Linked DNA regions of Homo sapiens: all the other regions are linked to region 1. A link is a contact called in ENCODE Hi-C or POLR2A ChIA-PET data. All regions are on one chromosome and are shown on one strand. The core of a region is the stretch at or near the end of the contact, and the rest is flanking DNA. Distances in the headings are between cores, read along the strand shown.

Region 1 (3,479 bases), core at 705-3,204:
ATCAGAATCTCACTTGTCAGAGTTCTGTGAGCCACACCAAGATGGGAATTAGGAAGGGAATCCAGAAGGTAACGCTGGTGGAATCTGATGGAGTCAGTTCTCCACTAGTCAAGTTCTCCACTCTGCACTTCTTCACAGTCTCTCTGGACTAGTAATACGTTTGTGAAATATAAACTTTTTTTTTTTTTTTTTTTTCAGACAGGGTCTCGCTCTGTCACCTAGGCTGGAGTGCAGTGGCATGATCTTGGCTCACTGCAACTTCAACTTCCCAGGCTCAAGGGATCCTCCTACCTCAACCTCTTGAGTTCCTGGGACCACAGGCATGCACCACCATGCTCTGCTAATTTTTTGTATTTTTGGTAGAGATGGGGTTTTGCCATGTTGCCCAGGTTGGTCTAGAACTGAGCTCAAGAGATCTGCCTGCCTTGGCCTCCTGAAGTGCTAGGATTAGAGGCATGAGCCACCACGCCCGGCCTGAAATATAAACTTAATTCTCTTATTGAGTATAATCAAGACAGGGTATTCTTTTCCAAAGATAAAACGCCAGAAAAGTTACAACTTCTGTAGATGTGTGTCTTACATTTACAATAGACAGGTGCCAGAAATCCATGTGTATAGGAAAAGTTTGAAGTTGGTGAATTTTAATTATATTTGGTGAAATTGTCAAAGGAAATTCTTGATGATTTCTCTGTAAAGTGCTCTATTTCTTCAAATGTTTCTGTTACTGAGATTTTTCTGCCTTTGGTTGGCTTGGAATTGAGTGTCCCCATAGCTTAGAACAAACAAAAAGTGAACTGGGCCTAGGGAAAAATCTGAGTAAGCAAAAAAGATCTTTGGCCTCAATCTCTTCTTTTGAGATTTACTTAGCATATTTGGGATATGTGGATACCCTTTCTCCTGGTCTTTAAAATTGCTTAGGTCATATTTTTTCTTTAGAAATAAAATGCTTTTGTCAGGAATTCTTCATTTTTCTTTCTTTTTTTTTTTTTTGGAGACAGCATCTTGAGGGCAGTGCCACCATCGGAGCTCACTGCAGCCTTGAACTCCCAGGCTCAAGCAATCCTTCCCACCTCAGCCTCCTGAGTAGCTGAGACGACAGGAGTGCGCCACTATGCCTGACTATTTATTTATTTATTTTTATAGAGATGGAGTCTCACTATTTTGCCCAGGCTGTTCTTGAACTCCTGGGCTCAAGTGATCTTCCCACCTCGGCCTCCCAAAGTGCTGGGATTATAGGCATGAGCCACCACGCCTGGCCTATTTTTCATATTTTGGAAGCATCTATGGCGCAGAGACAGCTAAGAAACAAAGAGTTTCTATAATTACCTTTAAAAAGCATTTTGACCCCTATTTTTTGAGACACTCGACTTCTTTGCCAGCTCTGATAATAAACCCCGTTTTTGACATTCAGGGAGCAACTCAACAGGAAGAGGAAGCAGGAACTAACCAGAAGAAGACTGTGGGGATACTGAATGCAGAGGGAATAAATCCATTGTAGGTGGCCCAGGACCTTCTGACTCCAGGTTTGAGTCAACATGGAACTCCCAGGATGCTCCTCACTTAAGGAACTAGTGGCACTTGTTCTTTTGTGGGGAGAGGGGATAAAGAAGAGGGAAAACCTTCTCCTCTGGTCCTTCCTAGGCTCTAACCGATTTTAATATAACTCCATTCCTGGCACTATGGTCCTGGAAGCCAAAAGTGAACTCTTTTCTACTTTGATCCTTAGGGAAATTGGAGCAAATCAAGTTGCTTATTTAAAAAAAAAAATGTCAAGGGTGAGATTCCCTAGGGTGCGGTGTGAGGATTGTACTGGAAAAGGAGGAACACAGTCCAAGCAAACACTGCTGAGAAAGTCTTCCAGCTGGTTGGGTTCCTAATAGTTTCTCTGGGCAAAGGGGAGATCCACTGTCAGATAAAAAGCAACTCATCACCCTCTGAGCAGCAGCTGGGCAAACGGCCAGGCTGGGGAGAACAATGATTTCCTCGCTCTTAAATTTGATGATTAGTTCATATTTATTGGAAGCCTGTGATGCATTTAGCCTTGCAGCCAACGTGCAGAAGGAGGCAGCCCGATGGGATTCATTTTTTCCTATTCAGTTTTTCCAGTTTTCATCAACTGAGTCAGCATCTCCCTAGTTAAGAGGTGTTGAGCTGAATCTCATCTGATCCGCCTATAGCTACTAAAATGGCTCTTAATGCCTTCCCTCTGATTCAAGCCCCCAGATCAAACTGGCCTATGCATATCCACCCTCCCCAACAGCTCCACCCTTTCCTGCATCTCCATCAATGAGATGAAATGGCCTATTTCACTTAAAATACCTCCATGATTGTGGGTTTCTCATTACTGCCTGTAAACAGACCTCTCTAGTGTTTAACACGTTACTTTAATTAGCTTTAGGGATAGAAGGAAAAAGAGAGGGTATCAGGGTCGGGGGACAGGTTTTCCTTTTTGTTTTTGTTTTGTTTTGTTTTGTTTTGTTTTTTTGAGACAGAGTTTCGCTCTTGTTGCCCAGGCTGGAGTGCAATGGCGCAATCTCGACTCACTGCAACCTCCGCCTCCTGGGTTCAAGCGATTCTCCTGCCTCAGCCTCCTGAGTACCTGGGATTACATGCGCATGCCACCATGCCCGGCTAATTTTTGTAATTTTAGTAAAGATGGGGTTTCACCATGTTAGCCAGGCTGGTCTTGAACTCCTGACCTCAGGTGATCCGCCCACCTCAGCCTCCCAGAATGCTGGGATTACAAGCCTGAGCCATTGCACCCAGCCTGTTTTTATTATTTATTGAGTGTTACTGTCTGTTGGACTCCATGTTGTGTAAATTCTCTTGCTCACTCCTCACAGCTTCTTTATGAGATAGACCATCTTATTGACTCAATTATACAAATGTGGAAACTGAGGCCGAGAAAGCCTCCATGGTTCCTGGGAGGAACCACTCTGGTACTGCCTCTGTGGCTTCGGGTCCTAGCCACAACTTGGTGTCCCGAAAGGTCAAAAGCCAGGGGAGAAGTACTAAGGGGTACCTTTGGTGTTTGTTTAAGAAAAGAACTGGGGAAACTGATCATAAAGCTCAGGTTTATAGAAATGTTTATAAGGCCAGGTCTGACATGCAAGGCATCCTGAAGCTTGAGCATCCATTTAAAGCATGCATGCTTATGTTTGAATTTGCTCCTGAGACCAAATTGTGGCTCTCTTATGTTCAAATTGCACTTTTCACCAGTGCATTAAAACACCAGTTGCTGATAAACTCAGCCCAGATGCTCCCAGGAGAAGAGCTGCTTGTTCACTTGTTGAAGAAGCTAGTAGGCCGTCTGGAGGTTGGGCAGTCTTACCTGGTCAGATGTGTTGGTGACTCTCCCTGGGGATTACTGGTTCTGGTGGTCTCTGAGGTTGACCCTAATGCGAATTGTTTCATCTCCTCTATTTTGCCCATTAGATGAGCTCTGGATGAAATGATTTGAATATGAATAAGCGCTACAG
Region 2 (3,966 bases), core at 838-3,337, 150 kb before region 1:
ATATAGCTCCAAGAGCTTCTGTGGTGAGATCATTAGGAGGAAGGACTGTTTTTAAAGGTGAAAACTCTGACGCTCCAGGAGGACACGCTGTCTCCCCAGGTCCATCCATCGTGTGTGTGTGTGTGTGTGTGGCGGGTAGGGGAGAGGTGCTGCGGCTCGAATGTTGGTTTCTGCCATAACCATAATTGAGAGTGAAAAACCCGGGCCCTGGGAGAAAGAAGCCAGTCCTGGTTCTGAGTGTCAGCGGCAGTGCAGATGAGCTCACCCGGGGACCAGAGCCATTTAGAGGATTTGCAGATGGAACTTCCCCTCGGGGTCCAACTGTGAGTCACTGTGGTTCCTGTCCCTGCAGCGGGCTCCATCTCCAGGCCTCCCACTTCACCCTGGGACATTATGGTCGCTGGTCAGACCTCATGACTCACTTGGACTCTTGAGCCACCTCTGGGGGTGGAGTCTCTCTCCTGGCATCTGGACCCTTGGTGCTATCGACGAAGCTTGGCTGGCGCTCTTAGCTGCTATGTGCAAGACGTGTGTCCCAGGGAAAGCCCCTCTCTCTCTGCAGAGGTCAAGTGAAAGCCACGGCCGCAGCCAACAGAGTTCAAAATGCAGGCTTGGAAAGTCCAGGGGGCTCTGTGGAGGTGAGACAGCCACAGGCTGAGCTTTCTGAGCCCTTGGGGTGAGTTTGGCTGTGATACCTGAGAGATGGGGGAACTAACAAGCGCCGGGTTGCAGTGTCGTCCCATGCAGAGGAGCGAGCAGAGTTCACCCAAAAGGCCAACGGCTGGCAGGGTGTCACGTTTCCCACCACACCCGGGGCTCAGCCTCTGCTGTCATTTCTCCTCCTTGGTTTTCATCTTCTAAGGGAAGAAATAGTGTCATCTTTTCTCAACCTGTCAGTCTCACACCTGCCTGGAGCCCCTGGCAGTGAGACACCCAGTGCTGTTTAATCTGATGTCATCTCTGTTGATTGTCTGTTTTAGAAACCAGGTAGCAAGAGGGACTTTCTGAGGATTAAAAAAAAAAAAGTAAATCCCCAAACTATTTCGGGGAGGTTTTTTTTTTTTTAACCTCCTGTTTTTTAGTTTCATTATTTCTTTTTCTCTTACATACACTCTTTTTTAATTAAGAAAAATTAATTTTTTAAATTAAAAAAGACCAAATGCACCCCTTGGGTTGAGGAGTTATGAGAGCAATGTTTAGGGTAAAGGTCAAAGGTGAGATGGATGTCACTGGGTCTTGGGCATGGGTACCCACCTGCTGGCAAACATAAGAGAGGCCATACGAGAGTGGGGAAAGAAGGGTTACTGAAAAATGCATATGAGCTTGTTTTCTCTAATGATGTTTATTTGTTGTCTATCAGGAGATTAGTCCTGAGAGACTGACACCAGAGCCACCTGACGAATGTGGGTGCTCAGAGCCTTGGACTCGATGACCTACCTCTCCTGCCTCCCACCTGACTCCTGAAGTAGGGGAGTGTATTAACAGTCACAGGCCTCAGTTTACCTGCTTTCAGCCTCTGCCCTTCCCGAGAGGGTTGAAGCTGACTTGCTGCATCGCAGTTTTGTCCTTTAGTTCATCAGCTCTGGAACTTTCCACTTCTGGTGTTTTTGGTTTCCAAACAGAGGATTGAGGACGTATGAGAGCAATGTTTAGAGTAAGGTCAAAGATGAGGTGGATCTAACTGGGCCTTGGGCATGGGCGCCTACCTGTCAGACTCTGTCCTTCTCAGACAGCTGCCCAGGCAGGAGCTGCCTCTTGGGACAGTGAGTGGGCCATCTCCATTGAGAGAGTAGGGGGACAAAGGGAAAAGGCAGGGACTGGGTCACTCCTGGGGATGCTGTTTGACATAGACCATGAGGGTCAGCCCCACTGGGCCTGGCTGACCTGGTAGATGGGTAGGTCTAGGGTATGAACATGGATATTAGTTGGCCAGGGTGTGAGAACTTGTGTGAAAGGGTCGGCCCCTGGGTGACTCAGTCTCCTAGCAAACTATAAAAGGGAAGTGACTCATTTCCAGCCCTGAACAAGAACTCCTAAGGCTAGGCCGCCAGCACCTGTCTGGGACGTGGTTAGTTATTAACGCTGCCAGTAAGAGTGTCATGGGAACCAAACGCAGGCCTAGATGCCTGGAGGCAACTTGGCTTTTCACAGCTTGCAACTGTCCACTCACCTTCCCTTGCTGTGGCTCCTCTCTGCCTGACCCCAAATGCAGAGGAGCCCCTTGAACTCTTAGTTGCTGGTGGCTCCCCAGGTGCCTCTTGAGGGTGCAAATTCCACAGGGGTTGGGGAAGGGGGAAAAAGAAATGGGTTGGTCAGGGGAAATCACAACTTTTTTTTCTTTTTTTGTCCTGTTTAGAAGATCAGGTTCAAGTTGCCAGCCAGACTCTGGGCTTCCAGGAGGAGTGGGCTGTGGATGGCCTGGCCTCATTTGCATGTCCCTCTCCTCCCGGCCCTGCAGGTGCCACCTCCTGAGTCCTGGTTCCTGCGGCTCCGTCGAATCTGCAGTGAAGGCCTTTGGGAAGCGTGGGTTATGTGGGTCCAGGGGTCCCATCCTCCCGTGGAGGCCCTTGACCTGAGGATCACTAACTCACACCCCACCGACTTCCGGCCCCCAACAAGGGCAGTGTTCCTCTTGCTCCATTCTGCTCTGAAGTCCCCCAAACCGCTTCCTGGGGCTGCTTAGTGAAATACAAGGCTCATCTCTGAGGACCTCTACAGGGCTGGTGAGTTGAGCCAGGAGTTCAAATCTGCTCTGCCTTCTCCTTTCTTTCTCCACGTCTGGAAAAGTACAGAATGGGCAGCTTCTCCTCTCAGATCCCAAAAGGCATGTTTTACTGCTCCTGGGGGAGGCTCAGCCTGGGCACAAGCTATGTCTACTCCTGCCAGGGCCCTGCCCCTCCACTTCCAAACTGTCAAGCAGGAGGAGGGAGGATGATTGAACAGAAAGACACAGGAGTTTTAGTGAGTCAGGCTCCCCAGTGTCCAAAAAGGGACCCAGGGCCCAGGGGGAAGAGACATCCCTGGTATTTGTTGCCACCTTTGTAAAACCCTCAAGTGCTGGCAGGCAGCACAGAGGGAGTGGCGATGCCACTTGCCTGCCTAGTCTATGGGAGGAATTGGGACATGTGCTCCCTGGGTGGCCCTGAGCAAGCCATCGAACTGCTCCCCCAGAGTTTTCCCCATCTGTAAAGTGGGAATAATAACAACACCTGTCCTGCTTACTTGACAGGGTTTATGTGAGGCCGGCTGAGATCACTGAGCATGTGACAGGGCTTTGGGAGTGGTTAAGGGCCACCCAGATCGGGGTTGAGGCACCGGGGTGCTTATGGTGATTAGCAGCAGAGCAAGGCCTGAGGTCTGTGCTCCCCAGGGAGGGTGGCTTTACAGGCACCCACCTGCGGCTTAAGAGCTTCTTGGGCCTCCCACGGCTGATAAATCACCACCGGGTGGGTGTGCTTTGTCTGGGCTCCAGCATGAGCAGACAGCCTGCCCTTGGCAGCTGCAGAGAGCAGCTCCTCTGCCTTCTCTCCCTTTCTTAGTGGGTTGGGCAGGCGCAAAAATAGATCCCAGAACCCCATCTCTTAGGTTTTGCCAAGGGACCCTCCAACTGCTCATCTAGACATTCTGGTGGCATGGAGTTCCTTTCTCAGGTCACATAACCATTGGGGGTGCTGATTTAGGTGTCTCCTGGCATAGGATTTGCCCTGGTTTATCACCTGCTGCTTCTGCTGCTGCTTTTTAAAAAAATTGAAGATGGGGTCTCACCATGTTGCCCAGGCTGGTCTTGAACTCCCAAGCTCAAGTGATTCTCCCACCTCAGCCTCCTCAGTAGCTGGGATTACAGGCTCATGCGACCATGCCCTGCTTGTCACCTTGCCATCAAAGAAGAGAGACTTGCAGAAGAGTGTCAGATTCTATCCCATAGTGCAGTATACCAAGGAGGTGGTCTGCAAATGGCCATTGAAT
Region 3 (4,014 bases), core at 87-2,586, 190 kb before region 1:
TGTTTTTGTACAGCTCGTGAGCTAAGAATCCTTTCCACATTAAAAGTTAAAATCAAAAAAAGGAATATTTTGTGACATGTGAAAATTATATGAAATGTAAATTTCCAAGTCTATGAATAAAGTTTTATTGAGACTCAGCTATACCTGTTCATTTGCTTATTGTCTATGGGTGCTTCATGCTACAATGGCAGAGTTGAGTAGCTCCGATGGAGATGTCATGGCCCACAAAGTTGAAAATGTTTACTCTGTGGTCCTTTACAGAAAAAGCTTGCCAGTCCCTATTCTAGATGACTGATTATTAAACAGGGAGTGTAGGAGTAGGTACCTAGTACAAAAATTGCTGGGCTTAATGCTGATTGGAATAGAGTTCACTAACAGTTGGAAAAGAAGAAAATGCAAGTATCTTTGGTATTTTAAAATAACAGAAGTAAAAAGGAAACAGGGACTGAGTTTTTGAGAATCCTGTACTGTTGATGATGTCACTTTTTCAGAAGTAATCTCTAAGTTTCAGTACACAGGCTGTAGGTATTTGCAGAGGGTGTGTGTTCTAAGATTCCCTTAAGCAGGGAACTCCCTAGGCTGTTGAATGGGTCAGGGTGGGGGTTGACAGTGGGGAGTGGAAGGGGGAGGCTTGACTCATGTCCACCCTCCTCATCCCTCTGCCTTTCCACAAGTGGGAGCTGCCTGTAGAAACAGAGCATTGCTTAAGAAGCTCAAGTTTTATTTCACCTGTTGGGTGTATTTGTCTGTTTATACTCTGCCTCATTCCACTTTCTTCTAGAAAGGATTTAAGGCAGCCAGGACCCTTCAGTGTCAAAAATCCCAGATCCTAGAAGAAGCAATGCCTAGGGGCTGTGTTTGAGGGGAGTACGCAGAGTGAGGTGTCACTGATGATTTCAAAGAGGTGACCCTGGAGCTGAACTGTTTTTCAACGAAGGGAACATTCTTTTCTTGCCTTTATCTCTCTGTCCCCTGTCACCCCGATCTCTGCTCCCACTCCCAACTCCTCAAAGGGCAAATTGTGTTGCCTTGGGTCTCATGGAGGAGAGAAGGCAGGGACAGAGAAGAGTCTGCCCGAAGCAAATGCCAATCCTTGCAGAGTGCCGAGCGAGCTGGGAGCAGCGGTGAGCTGGGTTGAGGGGCAGCCATAGGAACAAGCGCAGGGAGAAGGCTGAGTAATGGACGGGAGGCACAGTGGGTGACAGGGCTGAGAGCACAATTTATGAGTCACCCCGAGCAGCTGCTCTTTGCCCCAGGGGAGCAACTCACACATTCCCAAGGGAGCCAGTGCCTGGGAGACGTGACGTCGTTGTCACTGGGAGAGGAGTTTCAACCATGTGTGGCTTCGGAGGAGCTTGTTCCCATGGGTAACACCCAAGATTCTCAGGATGCAAAATCCCAGCCAAAAGGAGATGGGGCTCTAAGACTTCTTGTGCATGCTTGTATGTATGTATGTATGTGTGTGCAGGTGTGCATATGTGTGTGTGTGCATGTGTGTGAAAGAATGTGTCTCCTCCATGCTGAGACCTCATTATTAACTGCTGATCTGTGCATCCAGGGTGGTAAGAACTTTCATCGTTCATGGAGGAGGTGGTGGCTCTGTGACTAATAGCCCGCCAGTCCGTAGCCATCCCAACATTTTTCTCAAGGATGCTCCCTCCACAAAATCCTGCTCCAAACCCATGATTTGCATGAAACATTCCCTGTTCAACCACGACGGCTCCTCATCTGGCATGTACATTTGGATCATGGTTAGAGGGGGCTGGCCACCTCTGATTGAATTCAGAAAGCCAGCCCGGTGCCGCCCACTGACTCTCTCCCAGGCATCAGCCTTAAAGTTCTGGCAGCTATTCCCAGCTAAATGGGTGCATCAGGCCTTCTTACTGCATAGATAGTTAATAGGGGAAGGAAGAGAGCTCACTCACAGCCTCTCACTGCTGCAGTTTGTTTTATAAACCTGATAGGCACACAGCAAACCCAATGACCAGATACAATGGAAGCAGCCTTTCCTTTTGCACTGTCACCAGCCGTGGCTTTATAAAACCGTTGTTTTTCCTTACCTGGGAAGCCCTTGGGCTGTCCCTTACTTCCTTGATAAGCCAGGCAAGGACATGACAACCTTTAAAATATTGTATCTCTGTGGATAACTGAGCCCAAGAAGAGGAAGGATCTAGTGTATGCCTCCTTAACAATGAAATGAAAAACACAGGGAGCCAAAACCAAGTTTAAATGAGGGTCAGTGGATAACGCATGAACTGGGAACACAATTTGGTTGGGGAAGCTTGTCTATCCGTGGTGTTTTCTGGATAGCTGTTTTCCAGCACACACAAGTATACAACACTTATTTAAAACAGGCCAAGTGCGGTGGCTTACACCTATAACCCCAGCGCTTCGGGAGGCCGAGGCGGGAGGATCACTTGAGCCCAGAAGTTCAAGACCAGCCTGGGCAATGTAGTGAGACCTCATCTCTACAACAAATTTGAAAATTAGCTGGATGTGGTGGCACACACCTGTGGTCCCAGGCACTTGGGAGGCTGAGGCAGGAGGATTGCTTGAGCCCTGAAGGTCAAGGCTGCAGTGAGCCATGACTGTGCCACTGCACTCCAGCCTGGGAAACAGAGGAAAACCCTGTCTCAAAGAAATAATAAAAGAAAAGAAATAAAACAGACTTCCCCAAGAATAGTAAACCACAGTTACAAGTTCATATTTGTAAGTTTATTGTTTTATTGAATCTATTTTTTGGGGTGGATACTTGTTGATAGTCCCTGTGGGTACCTGGGATGTTCCTCCTAGCATAGACGGCAAAAATTTCCAGTGAATTCCTCATTTCCTCCTGTTTCTTTGTGAATGCCCGTAGCTTTAAGGGCCTCTCACCTCCTCAGAGGCAGAGGAGGTTTGTGGACTGGGTGCTAAGCTAATACCCAGGAACTGAATTTTGTTTTGTTTGCTCCACCCACTCTTGGGTAGAGGTGCCGATAGGATGGCCACACTGTGGCCACAGCAAACAGAAATGACCAGCACTACCCAGATAGGAAGCACACGTGCCCAGCTGATCCTTCGGTCCTGGGGAGCTACCTGAATCTCATGGGAAACCCACTTTCCTTTTTCCCCACCACAGACTTGGCTTTCTGCTTCCTTTCTGCTCTGCTCTTTCTGAAAATGCAAATGTGTGTTGGGCAGATCTCCTATGCAGGGAGATTGGCAGAGCCCCTAGGGACACTTGACTGACCAAGGCTTCTTCGTGGAGAGCTGTTTTCTGGTTTATTCTGTCTTGTGATCGATAGGAAACACTGGCCAGGCTTCTTATTTTCCAAGGCTGCTGCTTTCTGACAGGCTTTAAGGGATTAAGGGTTGAATACAGGTGGGTTTCTTCCCCCTCCTGACTCTGTCACCTGGACATTGCCATGGCAATAATCCTCCCTGAAACAAAAATAAAGGGCAGAACCGGTTGGACAGAAAGTGTAGCCGAAAAGTCTTCCAGGGACACTGAGAGTTGAGGGACTTTGAGGCCGCATGGGGCTCCATAGAGCAGCAATCCCCAACCTTTTTGGCACCAGGGACTGGTTTTCTGGAAGATAATTTTTCCGTGGATGTGGTGGGGTGGGGTGGGGTGGGGGTAGTTTCTGGATGATTCAAGCACATTACACTTATTGTGTACTTTATTTCTATTATTATTACATTGTAATATGAAATAATTATACAATTCACCATAACATAGAATCTGTGGGAGCCCTGAGCTTGTTTTCCTACAACTAGACAGTCCCATCTGGGGGCGATGGGAGACAGTGACAGATCATCAGGCATTAGATTCTCATAAGGAATGCACAACCTACATTCCTCACATGTGCAGTTCACAATAGGGTTCTCGCTCCTATAAGAATTTGATGCCATCACTGATCTTACAGGAGGTGGAGCTCAGGTGGTAATGTGAGCAATGGGGAGCGGCTGTCAATACAAATGACACTTTGCTCACTCACCCACCACTCACCTCCTGCTGTGCAGCCTGGTTCTTAA

The links. Hi-C counts contacts between places; a loop is a spot of excess contacts on that map. ChIA-PET counts read pairs that join two places held with the same protein, here RNA polymerase II (POLR2A). Pooled maps may share reads with other maps.
Region 2: a map of heart left ventricle shows a loop between it and region 1 (5-fold over the local background). The contact joins two enhancer-like sites. A Hi-C loop is called at or near these places in 5 of 168 maps with a recorded cell type or tissue (PC-9, colonic mucosa, heart left ventricle and 2 more), 6 of 37 single-sample maps with no recorded cell type and 3 of 50 pooled maps. POLR2A ChIA-PET finds 5 or more read pairs at or near these places in 1 of 52 experiments (HEK293).
Region 3: a loop to region 1 is called in a map of PC-9, with 4 times the contacts of the local background. The contact joins two enhancer-like sites. A Hi-C loop is called at or near these places in 1 of 168 maps with a recorded cell type or tissue (PC-9) and 2 of 50 pooled maps. POLR2A ChIA-PET finds 5 or more read pairs at or near these places in 2 of 52 experiments (MCF 10A and Panc1).

Annotation. Positions count from the first base shown.
Region 1 is chr17:72,269,156-72,272,634 of GRCh38, reverse strand. No RefSeq gene overlaps it. Among named protein-coding and RNA genes, the nearest start is that of LINC02003, 72 kb to the left of the region's middle. Within about 2 kb of position 1,954, at least 2 of the 41 ENCODE cell types and tissues checked have a DNase peak (open chromatin) inside an H3K27ac peak, as active enhancers do.
Region 2 is chr17:72,419,457-72,423,422 of GRCh38, reverse strand. It overlaps LINC00673 (long intergenic non-protein coding RNA 673), which reads left to right. Exons shown (of 4, transcript NR_152516.1): 3 at 2,357-2,723. Among named protein-coding and RNA genes, the nearest start is that of LINC02003, 79 kb to the right of the region's middle. RefSeq lists enhancers at 234-543, 624-1,033, 1,647-1,776, 1,827-1,886, 1,277-2,476. Within about 2 kb of position 2,087, at least 15 of the 41 ENCODE cell types and tissues checked have a DNase peak (open chromatin) inside an H3K27ac peak, as active enhancers do.
Region 3 is chr17:72,462,938-72,466,951 of GRCh38, reverse strand. All of the region lies in intron 1 of LINC00673 (long intergenic non-protein coding RNA 673), which reads left to right. Among named protein-coding and RNA genes, the nearest start is that of LINC02003, 120 kb to the right of the region's middle. RefSeq lists an enhancer at 1,244-1,453. Within about 2 kb of position 1,336, at least 12 of the 41 ENCODE cell types and tissues checked have a DNase peak (open chromatin) inside an H3K27ac peak, as active enhancers do.